4 separate regions of the Homo sapiens genome follow, and all the other regions are linked to region 1. Evidence: chromatin contacts called from ENCODE Hi-C or POLR2A ChIA-PET data. All regions are on one chromosome and are shown on one strand. The core of a region is the stretch at or near the end of the contact, and the rest is flanking DNA. Distances in the headings are between cores, read along the strand shown.

Region 1 (4,989 bases), core at 1,190-3,689:
GAGAGAGACAGGGTTTCACCAGGTTGGCCAGGCTGGTCTTGGACTCCTGACCTCAAGTGATCTGCCCGCCTCAGCCTCCCAAAGTGCTGGGATTACTGGTGTGGGCCACTGCATCTGGCTCCCACCATCTCTATTAAAATAAGATAAAATAAACATAAAATAATGAACCGACAAAATAATAATACAATTCATTGTAAGTAAAATGCTATCCTGAGTTCTGTGAGTCATTCTGGATAATTCAAATTCTCTAGAATTACCACCTCAGCTGACTTTTTTTTTTTTTTTTTGTAGAGACCAGGCTGGTCTTGAATTCTTGAGCTCAAGTGATCCGCTTCCCTCAGTCTCCCAAAGTGCTGGAATTACATGTGTGAGCCACTGAGCCTGGCCTACAAATTCTTTATTATACAACACACAGTAGATGCTCAATAAATATTTGCTAAGCAGAAACATACACTCAAAATACCAGAAATTATCAAGGAAGTTGCCAGTTGGTCTCTTGGGTTCTTCCTCCCGACAGGTATACACACCTATTGTAAAGATGAACACATTAGGCTGTGAGAAACCAATACTGTTAAACATTCCAATCAGGTGACAAACTCCCTGGGCTCTGGTTTATATTACCAAGCAACCTGATGATAACTTGGCTTCCTGTGTGGCTTGTTTATAGAAAGAGAATGCTACCCAGGCTGACGTGAGTTGCATTTCTGAGTTGATTTCTCACTGTAAATTAATAAACTGGCATTCTGGCTACATAGATCAGTCTCTTTGAACTCTTTGTACCTTCCACCATTAGTGTGATTTCTAAGGCTGCAAGCCAGACACTGCCCAAGACCCAGCACTGGACTCTGGTGAGTTCTTCCAGCTGTTGCCACCCCAGGAGGCTCTGGGAGCCCCTGGGAACCATCCAGCTTGCTCTCTGTCTCTACATTTCAGGGTGTGGGTTTCAGGGCATTCACAACATTCCTGCAACAGAAGAGTTTTGGGAACACCCCCAGCAGGATGTGGGTGATTTGAATGTATGTCAGAGATGTGGTTGTAACTGAGAAATCTTAAGCCTAGTGAATTTTATTCCACTTGACTTAAATAAAGAGCACGTGAAAGAAGGGGATCTGAGGACATCTATGAACAGGGCCCCGAGGGCATGAACTTACTAGTGTTTATATGACTAGTGTTTATCTGGGCCTGTCTAGTCTGGAGAACCTGACTCTGGTGTACCCAAGCTTTGCAGTGGCTGTAGAGGTTTGCTCTTTTGGAGGGAGAAGATAATTCATTCCTCCAACACCTGAATGAGGGTAGATTAACCCACCTCCTTCAGCTGCAATTTGGCAAATTTCTCTTCTTTGATTTAATGCTCAACGGACAAATTTCCTTTCTTCTTCTTCTTCTTCTTCTTCTTCTTCTTCTTCTTCTTCTTCTTCTTCTTCTTCTTCTTCTTCTTCCTCTTCTTCTTTTTTTCTCCTCTTCTTCTTCTTCTTCTCCTCCTTCTCCTTCTTCTCCTTCTTCTTTTCTCTTCCTTCTCCTCCTCCTTCCTCCTCCTCCTCTTCCTACTCTTCTTCCTCTTCCTCTCCTCCTCCTCTTCCTCCTCCTCTTCCTTCTTCTTCTTCTTTCTTTTTTTTTCGGTTTTGAGACAGGGTCTCCGTCACCCAGGCTGGAGTGCAGTGGCACGATCTCGGCTCACTGCAACCTCCACCTCCTAGGCTCAAGCGATCCTCCCACCTCAGCTTCCCATGTGGCTGGGACCAAGGCGTGAGCTACCATGCCCGGCTAATTTTTGTATTTTTTGTAGAGACAGGGTCTCTCCATGTTGCTCAGGCTGGTCTTGAACTCCTGAGCTCAAGAGATCCTCCTGTCTCAGGCTCCCAAAGTCCTGGGATTACAAGCACGAGCCACCATGCCCGGCCTCAACAGGCAACCTTCTGATTAATAATTAGACCTCTGTGCCGGCCGTCGTGGCTGATGCCTGTAATTCCAGCACTTTGGAAGGCCAAGGCGGGTGGATGGCTTGAGGTCGGGCGTTTGAGACCAGCCTGGCCAACACGGTGAAACCCCGTCTCTGCTAAATATACAAAAATTAGCCTGGCATGGTGGCGTATGCCTGTAATCCCAGCTACTTGGGAGGCTGAGGCACGAGAATCGCTTGAACCCGGGAGGCAGAGGTTACAGTGAGCTGTCATATATAATGAAACAGTTTTACTAAACTTAGGAAGCAGTGACTTGGTGTCTCTAGAAATTGCCTAACATACACATTCCAGGATACATTCTCTGTCATCTGGAATCTCCTCCCTTCCACAAACCCACGCTGTCTTAAGCACTATTTTCCTATTTGTTGTTGACCTAATCTAGAAAAAAGCGGCCATCACTCTTTCTCCCCCACTCAGTCCCTCAGTCCCGAAACACCCTTATTCTCCGCACTTGTCACCCCACCCTCTGCTGCCCCCACCGCAGCGCGCAAACGCACACGAGTTTAAAGTTTAGGCTGTGATGCTATCCTCGCCCGCAGATCACAGGACAGACATTCTCGGGGACAACTTTGCGAGGCCATGTGCTCGTCCCCCTTAGGAAGGAAGAGGGAGAAATCCCTGCGGCTCGGTTTTGTTCCAATGGTCTGCTCAGCGAGTGATTCCCGTTTCCCCAAAGGCTGCCCCTCATTAGCATGAACGGGGACGCGGGTGTGGAGAAGGGGTTAGAGGAGAGAAAGCAAGCAAAAGCCCAGGCTCACTTTTAGAGCCTGGGAACCCTGTCTGCAAAAATGACAGCTAGAGCTTTCTGGCTCCTCTGTTTAATCGTCGGATCATCCCCCGAAGCTCCGGTGGAGAGAAAAAGTAAGATCGGTGTAGTGCGGAGCCCTGGGAGCGGAGCGGGGATCTGGGGAGGGGGCGCCCAGGCCTCAGCCGCCGGCCGACAACCGGGCCACCTTCCGTGAGGCCGCACACGCTCCCACAGGCCCGCGCCTGGCGCAAGCCGAGAACCGCGCGTCGCCGCGCCGCGGGCCCGCGACGGAGGAAGCCCCGAGACGCGCGCGCTCACGGGCCCTACGCTTCCCCGCCGCCCGGCCGCGCGCGCGCGCCGCCGAGGGCCCCGCCGGCCCTGCCCACCCCAACCGGCCGCGCGCCGTTGTGCCGGCCCCCGGCTCGCCGCCCGCGCCGCCGCCGCGCCTCAGCTTCAGATTCGGCCTCAGTCAGCCGCGCAGGGACGCGGAGCCCGGCGCCGAGCTCTGCGCTTGCGCTTGCCGGGCGGGCATGGACGGGCGAGAGGCGTTCTGCAAGCGCGAAATCGGTGAGCCCGGCCGCCGCGCCGCCGCCCCGCGAGCCTTTCCGAGTCCCGGAGAATCCTGCACGCGAGATCCCAGGGCGCCCGACCCATGCGGGCCGTTTCGCTGTTGCTAAAAACCAACGCCCAGGGACTGGGAGAGGAACTGGGGTTCCCAAACTGTTTTTTGGAAGCAGCGATGAACGGGATAGTGCATGACGTGGACGTGCTGGGCGCGGGCATCTGGCTGGTGACCCTGCTGGTGGATCGGGACGGGCTGTACAAGATGAACCGCCTGTACCTCACTCACCCCCGACGTCTTCTTCTTCCGAGTCCACATGTTAGTCCTGGACTCCTCCAGCTGCAATAAACCGTGTCCAGAGTTTAAACCTGGTATTGAAACTGAGCTGAATGACGCTGCATATGTACTTTATACCACCGTTTGTAACGTGGGTGCCACAGCCCGGGCTGTGGGTCGTCCAGTCTTTTTTTGGGACGGATGGGGGACAGTATTGTAACATGATTAGGATTTAGACGACAGGTATTATTTCCGCCACTGTGATTTAAGCACCGTCAGCCCCACCCCCACGGGTGAGAACGGCAGCTGTTGGCACAAAGCGGGCTGTCAATAAATAGATGTTGACAAATGGAGTGAGCGACCACCAAACACCATTGCCAGAAGGGACTGTACAGAACTGAGTTTAGAAAAGCTGCTTTTTTGGGGGAGTGTGTGGAGGGTTGGTAGCGGGGAATACCCACTCCCACATCTTTTTTTTTTTTTTTTTTTTTTTTTTAGACAGAGTCTCGCTCTGTTGCCCAGGCTGGAGTGCAATGGCGCCATCTCAGCTCACTGCAACCTCCGTCCCCCAGGTTCAAGCCATTCTCCTGCCCTCAGCCTCCCAAGTAGCTGGGATTACAGGCTGAGCCACTGCGCCCAGCCCCACTCCCACATCTTTCTAGGCATGTGCTCTGGGAAATCCTGATACAATGTGATAAGGACCTTTGTTCTGTAATGTGGGCTGGTTACGTATTGCTTTCCCTTCCCCACACCCCGTGCTACTTTTTGTATTTTTAGTACAGATGGGGTTTCACCATGTTGGCTAGGCTGGTCTCAAACTCCTGACCTCAAGTAATCTGCCCGCCTCGGCCTCCCAAAGTGCTAGGATTAAAGGCGTGAGCCACTGCACTGGCCTGGTTGGGTTGGTTATCTTCTAAAGGTCGCTAGACTGTTTCCACCTTGCCTGTAGACTAAATATCAGTTTCAACTTGTGCAGCAAGATAGTAGATTGCAGCTTAGGTATTTCTTAAAGGCCTTATATTTTCTGTTTCATGGCATTTAAAAGACGCTATGAATTAATGTTCTGGTTATTTTGTCCAGGCAGCAGGTATATTGTGATGGGCCACATCTACCATAAGAGAGGGCAGCTTCCTACAGCTCTGCTCCAGGTCCTGAGAGGCCATCTCTGTCCAGGGGATGGACTGCTGAGGAGCAGCAGCAGCTATGTGAAAAGGTTTAACCCAAAAAGGGAAGGGCAAATTCAAGGTGCAATTCATACCCAATGCATTTGAAACAACCATCCTGGCATTTCTGGATCACAAGAGACATCGGCAACAAGACATGAAAGGTCTATCTTCATGTAATGGGTCCTCCTTTAGAAGAGAGCCCAAAGCTACTCTATGAATGACCTGCATAGTTACAACTGTAATCTCGAAGGTGTCACTTTGTTATTTACAAGATGC
Region 2 (4,989 bases), core at 406-2,905, 250 kb before region 1:
GTCTCAGGGGCAGCTCGGTTGCTGGAGTTTTTGTTTTTATTTATTTTTATGTATTTAAGGCAGGGTCTCTGTATTAGTCCATTCTCACACTGCTAATAAAGACATACCCAAGACTGGGTAATTTATAAAGGAAAGAGGTTTAATGGACTCACAGTTCCACATGGCTGGGGAGGCCTCAAAATCATGGCGGAAGGCAAAGGAGAAGCAAAGGCATTTCTTACATGGCGACAGGCAAGAGAGCGTGTGCAGGGGAACTCCCATTTATAAAACCATCAGACCTCATGAGATTTATTCACTATCATGAGAACAGCATGGGAAAGACCCGCCCCCATGATTCAGTTACCTCCCACTGGGTCCCTCCCATGACACATGGAATTATGGGAGCTACAATTCAAGATGAGATTTGGGTGGGGACACAGCCAAACCATATCAGTCTCCCTCTGTCATCCAGGCTGGAGTGCACTGGCATGATCTCGGCTCACTGCAGCCTCTACCTCCCTGGGTCAGGTGATCTTCCCACCTCAGCCTCCCAGGTAGCTGGAACTACAGGTACCTGCCACTATGCCTGGCTAAATATTTTGTATTTCCTGTGGAGACGAGGTTTTGCCACGTTGCCCAGGCTGGTCTTGAACTCCTGAGGTCAAGCAATATGCCCACCTCGGCCTCCCAAGGTGCTGGGATTACAGGTGTGAGCCACAGTGCTCGGCCTAAGTCACTGCAGTTTTTAAAGCTCCCAGGTGATTCTTCAGTGCAGTCAAAAGTGAGAACTGGCTGGGTGCGGTGGCTCATGCCTGTAATCCCAGCACCTTGGGAGGCGAAGGTGGGCAGATGGCTTGAGGTCAGGAGTTCAAGACCAGCCTGGCCAACATGGTAAAACCCCATCTCTACTAAAAATACAAAAGTTAGCTGGGTGTGGTGGTGCGTGCCTGTAATCCCAGCTACTTGGGAGGCTGAGGCATGAGAATTGCTTGAACCCAGGGGACAGAGGTTGTAGTGAGCCGAGATCGTGCCACTGCACTCCAGCCTGGGCAACAGAGTGAGATTCCATCTCACAAAAAAAAAAAAAAAAGCGAGAACCACTGTCCTAGGCCCTGATGTTTGCAGGCAACTAAAAAAGGAAGTGGACATCCCCAGTCAGCTGTGGCGCACCAAGAACAAGTCATGGGAACATAACCTAATTTTCTAAATGGGTTACTAGGCACTTAGAGCAAAACAATGATGCCGAAATCCTGATTTCAGCAAAGCCTCTGCCTGCCTGTCTTGGAAGTATCCACATGAGGCTGCTGGGGCCTTGGTGTCCCCAGCAGTTTCTAGTCTCTAGGTCTTGCTGTGGGTGTCTGTGCAGTGAGGGTGTGTGTGGCGCTGGGTGAGCTCTGTCTAGGCCTGGCACAGGATGCGGTCTGGTAGCTGCTGCTTCTCTTCTGCAGAAGCGCAGCCAAGCACCCTCTGGGGTTTCAGGCCCACACCCAGCCTGAAGTTCTGGGAGTGGCTCACTTTCCAACCTTCAGGGTCTCCCAGCAGCTGACTGGGGAGTGGTGGAGGGAAAAGGGATTGTATTAGTCCGTTTTCACGCCGCTGATGAAGACATACCCGATACTGGGCAGTCTAAAAGATAGAGGTCTGATGGACTCACAGTTCCACGTGACTGGGGAGGCCTGACAATCATGGTGGAAGGTGAAAGGCTTGTCTCACACGGTGGCAGACAAGAGAAAAGAGCTTGTGCAGGGGAACTCCCCTTTATAAAACCATCAGATCTCGGGAGACTTATTCACTATCATGAGAACAGCACGGGAAAGACCCTCCTCTATGATTCAATTACCTCCCACCAGGTCCCTCCCACAACATGTAGGAATTGTGGGAACTACAATTCAAGATGACATTTGGGTGGGGACACAGCCAAACCATATCAGGGCGTCCCAGAAAGGGTATAGGGTCTGAGACCCAAGTCAGCATGAGAAAGTATGCTTCTCATGGTGGCCCAGTTGGGTGGAAGTGGCAGCCGGGCCGTCTTTCCACCAGGCCACTCAAGTAGCAGCTGAGAGACCCCTGCCCTGGCCAGTCCCCGCCCTCCCCTCTTGCCACTGCCTCTGGTTCTGAACAGATGGGCACCCTCATCTTGTATTTGTGATTAATGTCTAACAATGTAGTTTTGTGAGAAGGGTTTGCTGATACAGCCTTGCTGCAGATGCTGCGAACTGTGGCCTGGGGCAGACCTTACCTCCAGACACGCCCTGAGGCAGGGGAGGGCACTGGCCCGTAGCTGGCCGAGAGCTCTCGGGTTGCGCGACAGGGATACTTTTCAGCGGCTGGGTCGCTATCCAAAGTGAGAAAACGAGGAGGGACCAGGAGGCTGTCCGCCTCAAGAGATGTGGGGGCCAGGTCCAGTTATCTGGGGAAGCAGTAAGCTTCTCTGCTGTTTCTAACCCCAGGCCTCCCCTGGTCTAAGGCAGGGCCTCCCAGCCTCGGGGCACTTTAAAGATATCTGGGCCTGGCCCCATCCCCACAGTCTGACTGAGTGGGTCTGGATAGGGCCTGAGCATTGGTGATTTCCTGGGTGAAAGGAGGCCCCTCACAGTCTCTGGAAGCTTCTCTGTGTTAGGAAAAGCTCTGGGCTTGACTCTGCTTTGAAAGTCAAGATCCGCAAATCCTCTCAGCCTCAGTTTCTCCTTCAGCAAGATGAAATGGAAATGCTGTACCTACGTCCCGGGGTGGTTGTGAGACCCAAAAAAGACAATGTTCTGGAAGGTTCCTGGTGCGTTGCAGTCCTCTAAGAACCTGAGTTAGAGCCACGCTGAGTCTCAGCTTCTTGGCTCCTTCTGTTTCAAACTCGTCCATGTGATAGCTCAGGAAGGGTAGGCAGGGCCCTGCCCCCTACTCAGAAAACACCATCCTGGTCCTGGGGATCCCCGCAGCATTAGTCCCCTGTTTTCCCAGTGTATTGAGAAAAATTGCTAACAAGCAGTGGGGCACACCACCAGCCTCCTGGGTTCCTTTCAGTTTGGGGATTTTTGGACATTCCCAGGAATGTCTTAAAAAACACTTCAAAAAACATTAACATAAATATTTTTATCAAAGCCTGTATTAAATGGTCTTTCAAGAAAATACAGTAACAGGTCAGGCATGGTGGCTCATGCCTGTAACCCCAGCACTTTGGGAGGCCAAGGCAGGCAGATCACCTGAAATCAGGAGTTCAAGACCAACCTGGCCAACACAGCCAAATCCCATCTCTACAAAAAATACAAAAATTAGCTGGGTGTGGTGGCACACACCTGTAGTCCCAGCTACTTGGGAGGCCGAGGCAGGAGAATTGCTTGATCCCGGAGGCGGAGGTTGCAGTGAGCTGAGATCGTGCCACTGCACTCCAGCGTGGGTGACAAGGTGAATCTTTGTCTCAAAAAAAAAAAAAAAAAAAAGATAAAATACAGTATACAGTAATAGAGAACAATCCTTTTTTCAAAGTAGTGACCCCAAATGAACAAAATATGCATCTAGCTTAAATGCGAACCTGGTTTTCTCTACGCCCATTCAAGCCCCTGCAATAGGGGCCCTTCACCCCGCATCCATGGACTCCTAAAATTATATGGAAAATGGCTGTGTGTGAGTGTGGATGGACATGTGCACACATATTTTTGGCTTTACCAGATGCTCAAAGAGCCTAGGACCCAAAAAGGGCTGAGAATGACCGTGTCGGCCACTTCAGGGTCATCAGGAATTGCTGTGCACTGCTCACTTCTCCAGTGAACACTTTCTGCTTCTGTGTTTCCTGGTATCCTTTGGGACTCCTGGCTAGGTCATGTGTTTCTCTACTTTCAAAAGGGCTTCAGCCAGGCACGATGGCATGAGCCTGTAGTCCCAGTTGCTCTGGAGGTTAAGGTGGGAAGATTGCTTGAGCCCAGGAATTTGAGGCCAGCCTGGGCAAGTAGATAGGTAGATGATTGATAGATAGATAGATAGATAAATAGATGGATAGATAAGTCGCTAGACAGTCATCCATCCACCCATCCACACATAAAAAGGCCTTTGTCATGTCATGTTTTGTGGCCCACCTGCCAGTGTTGCCCACAGTTGCTGCCCCTCCAAACTCATCAGTCACTGGCAAACAGGAGGAATGTGTGGCTCATGTCTGGGCATCAGTGGCTGTGGGAGACATCCTTGATCTTCTCCAGCTTCTCCTTCCACATTTTCCTTTGCAATCTGGCAATATCTATTAAAATAAAATGTGCATGCCTTTTGACCTAAGAGCTTCACTTCTAGGACCCACTTACACGTGTGTGACATGATGTTCATACGGGTTTATTTATCTGAGGTTGTTCATACACACCATTGCCTGTAATCACTAAAGGCGGGAGCAGCCTACACATCCATCCACAGAGGAGTAGATGCCTTTTGGTACATCCGTGGCGACGGAATACTAAGCAGCCTGTGTATCTATACACTCACACGTGTTTGTTTATGTGTGGAATATCTCTGGAGGGTACACAAGAAACTTAAAATGATCACTGTCTCTGGGGAGGGTACCTGGGTGCCTGGGAGGCAGGTCAGGGAAGGAGTGGGCACAGGTATTACCAATTGGAAGACAATAAAAACAACAGCTCCTGGCCAGGCGCAGTGGCTCACGCCTGTAATGGCAGCACTCTGAGAGGCTGAGGCGGGCAGATTGCTTGCGTCCAGGAGTTCAAGACCAGCCTGGGCAACATAGCAAAACCCCGTTTCTATTAAAAATACAAAAAATTAGCCAGGTGTGGTGGCATGCACCTGTAATCCCAGCTACTCGGGAGGCTGAGGTGGGAGAATCACCTGAGCCTGGGAGGTCAAGGCTGCAGTGAGGTGAGATTGTGCCACCGCACTCTAGCCTGGGCGATAGAGCAAGACCCTGTCTCAAAAACAAACAAAAAACAGTCCCTGGCACTCTGGGCCAGGCCTGGCAGGGCAGTTGGCAGGGCTGGTCTTTCTCTGGCACTTCATCTCACCCTCCCTCCCTTCCTCTTC
Region 3 (4,989 bases), core at 1,293-3,792, 170 kb before region 1:
TTAGAACTCGAAGTGATTTCCAGGAGAAAGTTGTTACAACATTATTCTTCCATAATGCTGCTCAAACTCTCATCATCTCCAATGAAAAATGGAAAACCACAACTCAAGCGTCCAAGAAGTATCTTGTGTTCAAAATACCAGCAATATGAGCAGAAAGCTAAACTGTTATTAAGCATGAGAGGTGTACAGTTAACAAGTCTGGATAAGATATGAAGATGTTACCATACTCCAGTGGCAGAGCAGAGCACCACTAAACAGTAACACAAGAATAAGAGCTTCACATCTTTTGTTCCTTAACAAATACAAGCGGCCGGGCGCGGTGGCTCACGCTTGTAATCCCAGCACTTTGGGAGGCCGAGGCAGGCGGATCACGAGGTCAGGAGATCGAGACCATCCTGGCTAACACGGTGAAACCCCGTCTCTACTAAAAATACAAAAAAATTAGCCGGGCGTGATGGCGGGCGCCTGTAGTCCCAGCTACTCGGGAGGCTGAGGCAGGAGAATGGCGTGAACCCGGAAGGCGGAGCTTGCAGTGAGCCGAGATTGCGCCACTGCACTCTCGCCTGGGCCACAGAGCGAGACTCCGTCTCAAAAAAAAAAAAAACAAAACAAAAAAAAAACAAATACAAGCTATATAAACTCAGCTTATCAGAGGTAAAGATAGACTTCCTCCTCAATATTCGAAGTGTAAATTTATCACTCTGACAATTTACAGCTCAAAACAAGGGACACACATTGAACATTAGGGACATGTTTAATGTTATACCATACAGACTTCAGGAAAGAACACAGGACTAAGGTTGCAGAATAATACTTTAAATACAATGAGGACTTGGTTTCTAATATAGTCATTATCAATAATGAAGAAAATCACGTGGATTCTAACACTGATGAGTCAACTCATTCCTGATGCTTGTTTCTGTGCTATTAGTGAAATAACTGTTTTAACTATGTGCCTGAGTAGGACACTAGAATGCCTTAGAACGTTTGATTTTACCGTGTGCTTTATCCTAGTCCATACAAAAACATGTACTATATATACTGTAGTTATCACCTGAGTGGGAATTCTTTTCAACTCGTATTTTGCTCATTGCTTTTATAAACTTTTTATTGGTAAAAATGGCTTTGTCACCATGTGCTATACAAAAATTCATTAAAATGTTACATGATGAATTACTTTTTGGTTACCTAAATGCAGTATCAATATTTGCTTTTGTGACACCACATGAATAGTACACCTTAATGTTAACCAGCTATGTGCTAGTATTGGTTTACATAAGAAATATTTGTTGTATATAAATATTTCATTAGCTATGAACTTGTACTTTAATCGTTCTTTTTACACAGTTAGACTATTACCACAGAGAATTGAGAATGCTCTGTTGACTCTAAGAACATAGATCTTTCCTGTGTTTGTTTCACACTGCTTTTGAGCTAGGTAGTGAGTACCTGTGAATGGTTTTTTGTTGTTTTCTTCATGTGACTCAACAATTTTAAGACTTCTCATTGGTGAAATCTATGGTGAAACCCCATCTCTACTAAAAATAAAAAAAATTATCCAGACGTAGTCGCGCACGCCTGTAATCCCAGCTACATAGGAGGCTGAGGCAGGAGAATTGCTTGAATCCAGGAGGTGACGGAGGCTGCCGTGGGCCCAGACCACACGCCACTGCCCTTCAGCCTGTACAACAGAGTGAGACTCCCTCTCCCCAAAAAAAAAAAAAAAAAGCGCCCTCTATAAACACACTTAAACCATACAGTAAAAGTAATTAATTTTTTTCCTTGCAAATTCAGGGTTCAGCTTACATGTTGGCTAAAAATTAATTTTTGTTTTTAGTTCTTTAAAGTTATTAATAGTCAATGGGTTTAAAAGGGATTATCAATAGATCAACTCTTTTGTATTTATTAGATAAGTAGCACCAAAAGCTAGACATTGAACCACATGGAACACCACATGTTGACTACCAGGCCTAGTGCCTCTAATTAAGTCACCTAATTCTATTCTAAGATGGGAAATTTGTATGTCAATCCAGTAGAACAGGGCTGGTGGATTATGCTTCTCTTCCCTGATGTATTAACATAAATTTTTTTAAATCTCATTAAGGCAACAAACATGCCAGAAAAACCCGAATGGTGGTAATTTCAACTTTGATTCTGATTTCAGTCCCATCTCGATTCTTTCCTTTTAATGAAACAAAGGTTCTATTAGCCAACTAAAGTAAAATGACTGTTCACAGTGAGCTACACAGTGCTACATTCACACTGGTAGATAAATTGACAAAGGATTATGTGCTACTTCCAAGTGTGCAGGAAATCCTGAGACATCTAAGTTCTGAAATCTCCAGGTTATTTAGATAACTTTTAAAAACCAAAAGATTCAAATAAAACTGAGATCATCCCAGAGCGTACAATTGCCAGATTAACAGTTTTCAGGGTAAGAGTTAGGGTCACTGTGGGGCAGGAATGAGAAATCTTGAAATTGCTGAGTCACATGAAAAAAACAAAAACAAAAAACCACTCACAAGTACTCACTACCTAGCTCAAAAGCAGTGTGAAACAGAGGGAAGATCAGGAGACAAGTTCTCACTTTTACTTACTTTATGTGATCCTAAACATATAAATTGACCTCTGCAAATAAGAACAACATCTGCTTCACAAAGTTGTGATAGCCATACAATGATGTAATCCTAACTGCAACCTAAAATGTATGTATTAGATAAGAATAACAATTTAGTCAGCTGGGCACGGTGGCTCAGGCCTGTAATCCCAGCACTTTGGGAGGCCGAGGCAGGCAGATCACAAGATAAGGAGTCTGAGATCAGCCTGACTAACATAGTGAAACCCCGTCTCTACTAAAAATACAAAAAAAAATTAGCCGGGCTTAGTAGCACGCGCCTGTAATCCCAGCTACTCAGGAGGCTGAGGCAGGAGAATCGCTTGAACCCGGGAGGCAGAGGTTACAGTGAGTCGAGATCGTGCCACTGCTCTCCAGCCTGGGGGACAGAGCAAGACTCTGTCTACAAAAAAAAAAAAAAAAAAAAAAAAAGAAATAACAATTTAGTCATTATAACCATGGATTTAAATTCCGTATCAAAAAGGTACAAAAAAGGAAGAAAAACAGAATAAGATTAAAGAAAAACCTCTCAGATAAATTCAGGAAACAAGTGTTTTCAGTTAGCAACAAGCCATATTCTGAGAGTTTCTTGAGCTTTGAACTTTAGAGTCATCTAAAAGTTCCACTCTAAACAGAAAAATCAAAGTAGTCTATTAGAATAGACATTGCATTATCAGTGACATTACCACCAAATTTAAAAAGATGGAGGGGATAAAGCACAAGGAGAAAAAGAAGAGAACCAAACTGTCCAGAGTTAAATATCCCACATTTTAGTTGTAAAGTAAAACCCAGGAAAAAACTCGGATACATACTTCGTCTTAACCCATTCTCATCTGTCACATGACCTAGGTTGTGTCAGCTTTCTACAGATATCTGTAGTAATGTGGAACAAATGTACCAGAGCCAATACTTTTTTTTTTGAGATGGAATCTCGCTCTGTCACCCAGGCTGGAGTGCAGAGGCACGATCTCAGCTCACTGCAACCTCTGCCTCTCGGGTTCAAGTGATTTTCCTGCCTCAGCCTCCTGAGTAGCTGGGATTACAGGTGCCTGTCACCATGCCTGGCTAATTTTTGTGTTTTTAGTAGAGATGGGGTTTTGCCGTGTTGGCCAGGCTGGTCTCGAACTCCTGACCTCAAATGATCCGTCTGCCTCAGCCTCCCAAAGTGCTGCAGTTACAGGTGTGAGCCACAGCACCCAGCCCCAGAGCCAATTCTACCTAAACTGCCAATTCATCCTGACAGACCCTTGAAATTGAACACAGCACTTTTGTCTTACTACTTCAACTAGATTACCTCTAATATTTAAATGAAATTTGTGTAGTTTTGGTAGTTTATTTCAGCCAAGCATTTAGCCCACCATGAACTCACTCTATCCTTCTTCCTTCCATTTAACAAATATTTAAGCAACTATTAGTTACCAAGAATTAGACTAGGTTAGGGATGCAAAAACAAGAACTGTGGCTAAAGTTTACAATTTAATGGGGCAGATAGATGTTAATAATCAAATAATCATATAAAATATACGATAAGAGATCCTAACTATGTCAGATTTAGACTGGGGGATCTAGAAAGACTTGTGATATAAATATTTAAACAGACCTCCAAAGCATAAAATAGGACTTGGATGCACAAACTGGTAGGGCTTGGGGATGTGGAGCAGAAGACATTAGGTGGAACTGTGGTGTGTCACAAAGAAACGACATGTATACAATGGTTATGTGGTTAGAACTCCAACAGTGAACAACGAAAAGAATTCATTCAACTTGACAATGGATACAGGTAGGCAGGGCCAGGTCACACAGAACCTGGCAATCCATGTTAATCTTATAAAACAATATAAGCAATCCTCATCTTTCCTCATGCTCTTTTATTTATCTCAGACCCTGTTTGAATGAAAATTTACAAATACAAGCTAAAAGATAATAAACTCCCACAAAACCATCAACCAATTTCAACTATCAACTTTTGGCGAATCCTACCTCATCTATAACATCTATCTCCCATCCCTATGAATTATTTTTAAGCCAATTCCCAACATCACATCATCACCTCTAAATATTTCGGTATGTTTCCAAAATGTAAGGTCTTTTAAGAATATATACCAGTATATTTTATAATCTAAAAAACAATAATTCCTTAATGTTAAATATCCAGTTACTGGTTAAATTTCCTGGATTGTCTCAGTTTTCTCCAAATCAGAGTCAAATAAGATCCACACAATTCATTTACTTAATACATCACAAGCTCGTAACACGCTCCTCCTCATTTTCTTTCCTCACAATCTGTGGAAGAGACAGCACTATCTGTCCTTTAGAATTTCCTCCATTGTGGATTTTACTGACTGTGCCTTTAACACAAAGCCCATACTTCTAAA
Region 4 (4,989 bases), core at 1,604-4,103, 150 kb before region 1:
TACATTAGATGCTTTATCTTCTAAAGTTATCTCAGTTGGAAGCCCTACACTAGAGATCAAACTTTAAGCATGCAGGGCTTGCTAAACGCTGATTGGTGGGCCCCACCCCCAGAGTTTCCGACTCAGGACATCTGAAATGGGGTCCCAGAATTTACATTTCTAGCAGATTTCTAGGTGATGGTCCAAAGACTACACTTTGATGGTCTAGAGACCACATTTTGATGAACTTTCCTTGCTGAAGCCAGAGAGAGGCCTAGCATCCTTTGAATTACACAATTACAGGATACTTAAACAATATTGGAGATTCCATTAATGGGGGAGGGAGGCAAGGAAGAGTAGAAAAGCCGACGGATAAACAACCAATAGTCAGTGCACTGCTTCCCTCTATCAGAGGTGGAAAACCATTGCCCTACACTAAATTTAAGAATAATCCTAGATTAAGTTGCTAGTCCAAATTTTCTATTCTACATTCTTTCTCATGGGCCTTATCCATTTCTCAAGGTTTAATGACCTCTTCTACACTTCATGGATAAAATAACAGGGGTAAACAAAAATTGTGGTAAAAGATCCCACGTAGCTCCAATATTTTATGACTAACAAATGTGTATCACCAGCCTTAATATTTTCTACTGAATTTGCTTTCTCCAGCTGGATCCTATACATAGCAGCTTTTGCTGAATGCTTCCTTTGTTCCGGGCATTGTGCTACAACATTACATGACTTTTCATCATTTCATCATTATAACAACTCTATGAAACGGTGCCTACTATCCCCATACTACAGATGGAGAAAAAGAGGTCATTTGTCAAGGGGTTAGGTCATTTGTCAGAGAAGCAAGCACAGGTAAAATCTACATCTGTATACGGGTAATCTGGCTCCAGAGTCCTCAATTTTCTTTTTCTTTTTTTTTTTTTTGAGATGGGGAGTCTCGCTCAGTTGCCCAGGCGCAATCTTGGTTCACTGCAACCTCCGCTTCCCAGGTTCAACTGATCTCGTACCTCAGCCTCCCGGGTAGCTGGAATTACAGGTGCACGCCACCACGTCCAGCTAATTTTTGTATTTTTAGTAAAGACGAGGTTTCACCATGTTGGCCAGGCTGCTCTCAAACTCCTGACCTCAAGAGAGCTGCCCACCTCGGCCTCCCAAAGCGCTGGGGATACAGGCGTGAGCCACCACACCCGGCCCAGAGTCCTGAATTTTAACCACTACACTTCATCTAAAATTCAACTTGTACAAATTCCAATCTTTCATCTAAAACTAGCTCTTCCTCTAAACTTGCCTACTGTCAATGTTTTCACCTTCCTGCTCAGGCTGCCAGGCTCCAAATCACTAAGTTCCTACCATAATTAAGTCCTTCTACATTTCACATCTGTCTTTTTCTTTTTATTTCAATTGACCTAAATGTCCTTATTCACCCTTCACCTGGCCTCTAAAATGCCTAGTATTTCTGCTTCTAGTCTTACACCCAACGGTGCTCCTCACTCATTGCCTATGGGTCAAAGGCCAGCTTATTTAACATCAAATTCAATTTAAGACCTTACCTACCTCTTGGATCCATTTCTGTGGTTCCACAAACAGATTAAAAATTATACTTAAAACACACCAACACACATGCAGAGCTTTATTTCTGAAGAAGAAGAGAGAGGGGTGGAAAGGAAAAAACTTAAGAAACAATGTTCAATCTGAAAGTATCACTTCTAAGTGGAAGGCTACAAGGGATAATTAATAGCTACCAAAACTGAACACTGAAACATCACATCCCTCTTTCATGGAGCCATGTAAGTTAAAAAAGAATCTTAAACTGTTGAGGTATATCAACATAGACAAAATCTGAATGCCAAAGTGAGTTTCACTCTAGGATCAGGTTATCTGGCAGCTCCTGAAACAGGACAGTTTCAGGAACCCTGTACAAACCTCAGTGAAATGAAATAACTTCAAGCTGTTTGTTACAGGGGACTCTTGTGTCTTTTAGTCTAAGTAAAAGCAGCAATTTTCTACAATATATTTATATAAGCTGTGCATTTCCATGAAAGAAAGGAGGTCTACTGTGGATATATGCTTGGTATGAAATTATGTCAGAAACAAGTGGGAGCGAGGGGCAAGTCAACATGCTGTCACTAAATAAAAGACAGACCCCCAGAAATGACCTCAACAATCAAAGAAAACATGATAGTGTAAGTTAACATGATTAATTTTTTAAATTAATAGACTATATTTTAAAGTAATTTGAGGTTTAATGAACTGAGTAGACAGCAGAGTACCCATATACCCTCCCTTCCATTTCCTTTGCACATTTATTATACTTAATGAGCCAATACTTGCATATTCTTATTAACCAAAGTCCATTTACATCAAGGTTCGCTTTGTTTTGAATTTTGACAAATGTAAAACATGTACTTACCACGAAATTTTACAATATGCAATACCAAAAAATACAGCTAGATTCAAAGAGAGAATGTTTCAGCATCTCATTATCTTTATCACAGTAACATAAACTGAACTCCGATCTTCTCCCCTGCTCCCACCTAGTTTTCCCAGTCTTCCCATCTCAGTAAAGAGCAATACCTTCCATCCACTTGCTCAGACCAAAAATTCCTTCCTCTTTTATAACCCATACATCCAGCCCATCAGCAAATCCTACCTGCTCTAACTTCAAAATATATCCAGAATTGAACCTTAATTCTCACACTTTACCACCACCACTGGAACCCAAGACACCATTCTCTCACTAGGTTATTATAGTAGCCCCCTAACTCTTTTTTTTTTTTTTGCTTCTGTCCACAAACTAATCAGATCATGTCACTCCTCTACTCAAAGCAGGAACTGGCATTCTACCTTAGAGCAAGAGCTACAATCCTCACAACAGGCCTACTAGGTTCCACACAACCTGTCTCCACCTACCTCAGTTCCCTTTTCTGTCTATGACTTCACCTCCTGTGTCCTCTTCACCACTTGCTGTTGAAGCTACACTGGTTTGCTTGCCGGATTACTTCAGGCAGTCTCTGTCCTTAAAGTTTTGGCACTGGCTGTTCTTTTTGTCCAAAATATCTTCCACAAATGCTCACACAGCTGACTTCACATCCTGACACAAATATCACTTTCATAGTTAGGCCTTTTTCCCTGATGACCCTATTTATCACTGCATTGTTTTCCCCTGTACTCCTTATCCCTCTTACCTGCTTTATTTTTTTCTGCATAGCATTTGCTGCAACCAAATATATATTCTACTTTGTTATTTTATTGACCCCCCCACCCCACTAGAAAATAAATGCAGCAACTGAGGTTTCTGGCCTTAAAAAGCACTTAGTAATTATTTGTTGAATGAATAAACTATGGTGTACAGATTCTCCTCAACTTACAATGGGGGTTTTGTCCCAATAAACCCATCATAATTTGAAAATATCATAAGATGAAAATGCATTTAACGCACCTAACCTACTGAACATCAAAGCTTAGCTGGGCCTACCTTAACGTGCTCAGAACACATACATTATCCTACAGTTGGGCAAAATCATCTAACACAAAGCCTATTTTATAACAAAGCATGAATAACTCATTTACTGAAGACTGTACTGAAAGTGAAAACAACGGCTGTGGGTACTCAAAGTACAGTTTCCAGTTTTCACACGATAATAAAGTTGAAAAACCATAATTTGAACTATAGTAAGTTGGGGACCATCTGTCAAGGTTCCTAAAGGTGACATACAGGTGCTAGCAACTACAGTCTAAAAAAATAAAGCCCCAATTCTCAACAAATCAGTAACTGATTCTGGAAACACAGAAGTTCCTTTGACTCTCTTAAAGGCTTCAAGCCCCTCTATCAGAAAAAAATGTCTACAGTTTGAGGAGACTAGCCTGCTGCCTTCGGGATGTCCCCATCTGTTTTCTAGCCACTAACACAGCCACAAAGCATACCACACTTAGGAACAGATCTATGGGTAGGACACAAGCATATTTAGGCTGCTATCATAAAGATAAAGATGCATTCAGCCATAAATACTTAAACAAGTATTCATACTGGAAATATGAAACACTTTTAATCATATTCCTAACAAAAGTACCACGAGATTAACTGGCTGAGAAATAATGGGGGTGATCTCCTATCGACTACAAAAGTGGGTTAGAAACTGAAGTAATCTAACCTCATCAAGCAAGTAAAGCTTCACTTTACTGCACTTTGCAGATGCTGTTTTAAAAAAAAACAAATTCAATGTTTATGGCAACCCTGCATCAAGCAAGTCTATTAGCGTCATTCTTCCAACAGCGTGCACTCACTTCATGTCCATGTGACACATTTGGGTAATTCTCACAATATTTCAAATGTTTTCATTATCTGTTATGATGATCTGTGATCAGTGATCTCTGACACTGCCATTGTAATTTCTGGAGGTACCACGAACCGCACCCATAAAAGATGGAAAACTTAACTGATAAAAATGTGTGTTCTCACTACTCCACTGAATGGCCATTCCCCTGTCTCTCTCCCTCTCCTCTTGTTTCCCTATTCCCTGAAACACAACAATATTGAAATTAGGCCAATTAGTAACTCCTCAATGGCCTTTAAGTGTTCAAGTGGAAGAGTCTACAGCTCTCGCTTTAAATCAAAAGCTAGAAATAGACACTTGCGGATGTTTTCTGGTAAAATAGCTGAAAGAAAAGAATTTTTTTTAGAGACGGGGCGCAGTGGCTCATGCCTGTAATCCCAACACTTTGGGAGGCGGCGGCAGGCGGATCACCTGAGGTCAAGAGTTTGAGACCAGCCTGGCCAACATGGCGAAACCCCCTCTCTACTAAAAATACAAAAATTATGTGGGTGTGGCATTGCGCACTTGTAGTCCCAGCTACTCAGGAGGCTGAGGCAGGAGAATCACTTGAGCCCGGGAGGCAGAGGTTGCAGTGAGCCAAGATCGTGCCACCACACTCCAGCCTGGGCGGCAGAGCGAGACTCCATCTCAAAAAAGAAAAAGAATATATATTTTTTAAAAGCTA

Evidence for each region. Hi-C counts contacts between places; a loop is a spot of excess contacts on that map. ChIA-PET counts read pairs that join two places held with the same protein, here RNA polymerase II (POLR2A). Pooled maps may share reads with other maps.
Region 2: a loop to region 1 is called in a map of natural killer cell, with 5 times the contacts of the local background. The contact joins two enhancer-like sites. A Hi-C loop is called at or near these places in 2 of 168 maps with a recorded cell type or tissue (ascending aorta and natural killer cell) and 2 of 50 pooled maps. POLR2A ChIA-PET finds 5 or more read pairs at or near these places in 7 of 52 experiments (AG04450, BJ, CD4-positive, alpha-beta T cell and 4 more).
Region 3: a pooled map shows a loop between it and region 1 (1.9-fold over the local background). The contact joins two enhancer-like sites. A Hi-C loop is called at or near these places in 2 of 50 pooled maps. POLR2A ChIA-PET finds 5 or more read pairs at or near these places in 2 of 52 experiments (AG04450 and GM12878).
Region 4: a pooled map shows a loop between it and region 1 (5-fold over the local background). The contact joins two enhancer-like sites. A Hi-C loop is called at or near these places in 1 of 168 maps with a recorded cell type or tissue (endothelial cell of umbilical vein) and 4 of 50 pooled maps. POLR2A ChIA-PET finds 5 or more read pairs at or near these places in 4 of 52 experiments (A549, GM12878, OCI-LY7 and 1 more).

What each region holds. Positions count from the first base shown.
Region 1 is chr17:46,263,877-46,268,865 of GRCh38, forward strand. It overlaps a transcript of LRRC37A not described here and the pseudogene LOC100132570. Among named protein-coding and RNA genes, the nearest start is that of LRRC37A, 29 kb to the right of the region's middle. Within about 2 kb of position 2,440, at least 33 of the 41 ENCODE cell types and tissues checked have a DNase peak (open chromatin) inside an H3K27ac peak, as active enhancers do; they include CD4-positive, alpha-beta T cell and natural killer cell, where a contact is called at or near this core.
Region 2 is chr17:46,018,961-46,023,949 of GRCh38, forward strand. The region is part of intron 12 of MAPT (microtubule associated protein tau); the gene reads left to right. Among named protein-coding and RNA genes, the nearest start is that of STH, 22 kb to the left of the region's middle. RefSeq lists an enhancer at 4,542-4,989. Within about 2 kb of position 1,656, at least 6 of the 41 ENCODE cell types and tissues checked have a DNase peak (open chromatin) inside an H3K27ac peak, as active enhancers do; they include CD4-positive, alpha-beta T cell and natural killer cell, where a contact is called at or near this core.
Region 3 is chr17:46,098,734-46,103,722 of GRCh38, forward strand. All of the region lies in intron 2 of KANSL1 (KAT8 regulatory NSL complex subunit 1), which reads right to left. Among named protein-coding and RNA genes, the nearest start is that of KANSL1, 92 kb to the right of the region's middle. Within about 2 kb of position 2,543, at least 4 of the 41 ENCODE cell types and tissues checked have a DNase peak (open chromatin) inside an H3K27ac peak, as active enhancers do.
Region 4 is chr17:46,118,423-46,123,411 of GRCh38, forward strand. All of the region lies in intron 2 of KANSL1 (KAT8 regulatory NSL complex subunit 1), which reads right to left. Among named protein-coding and RNA genes, the nearest start is that of KANSL1, 73 kb to the right of the region's middle. Within about 2 kb of position 2,854, at least 3 of the 41 ENCODE cell types and tissues checked have a DNase peak (open chromatin) inside an H3K27ac peak, as active enhancers do.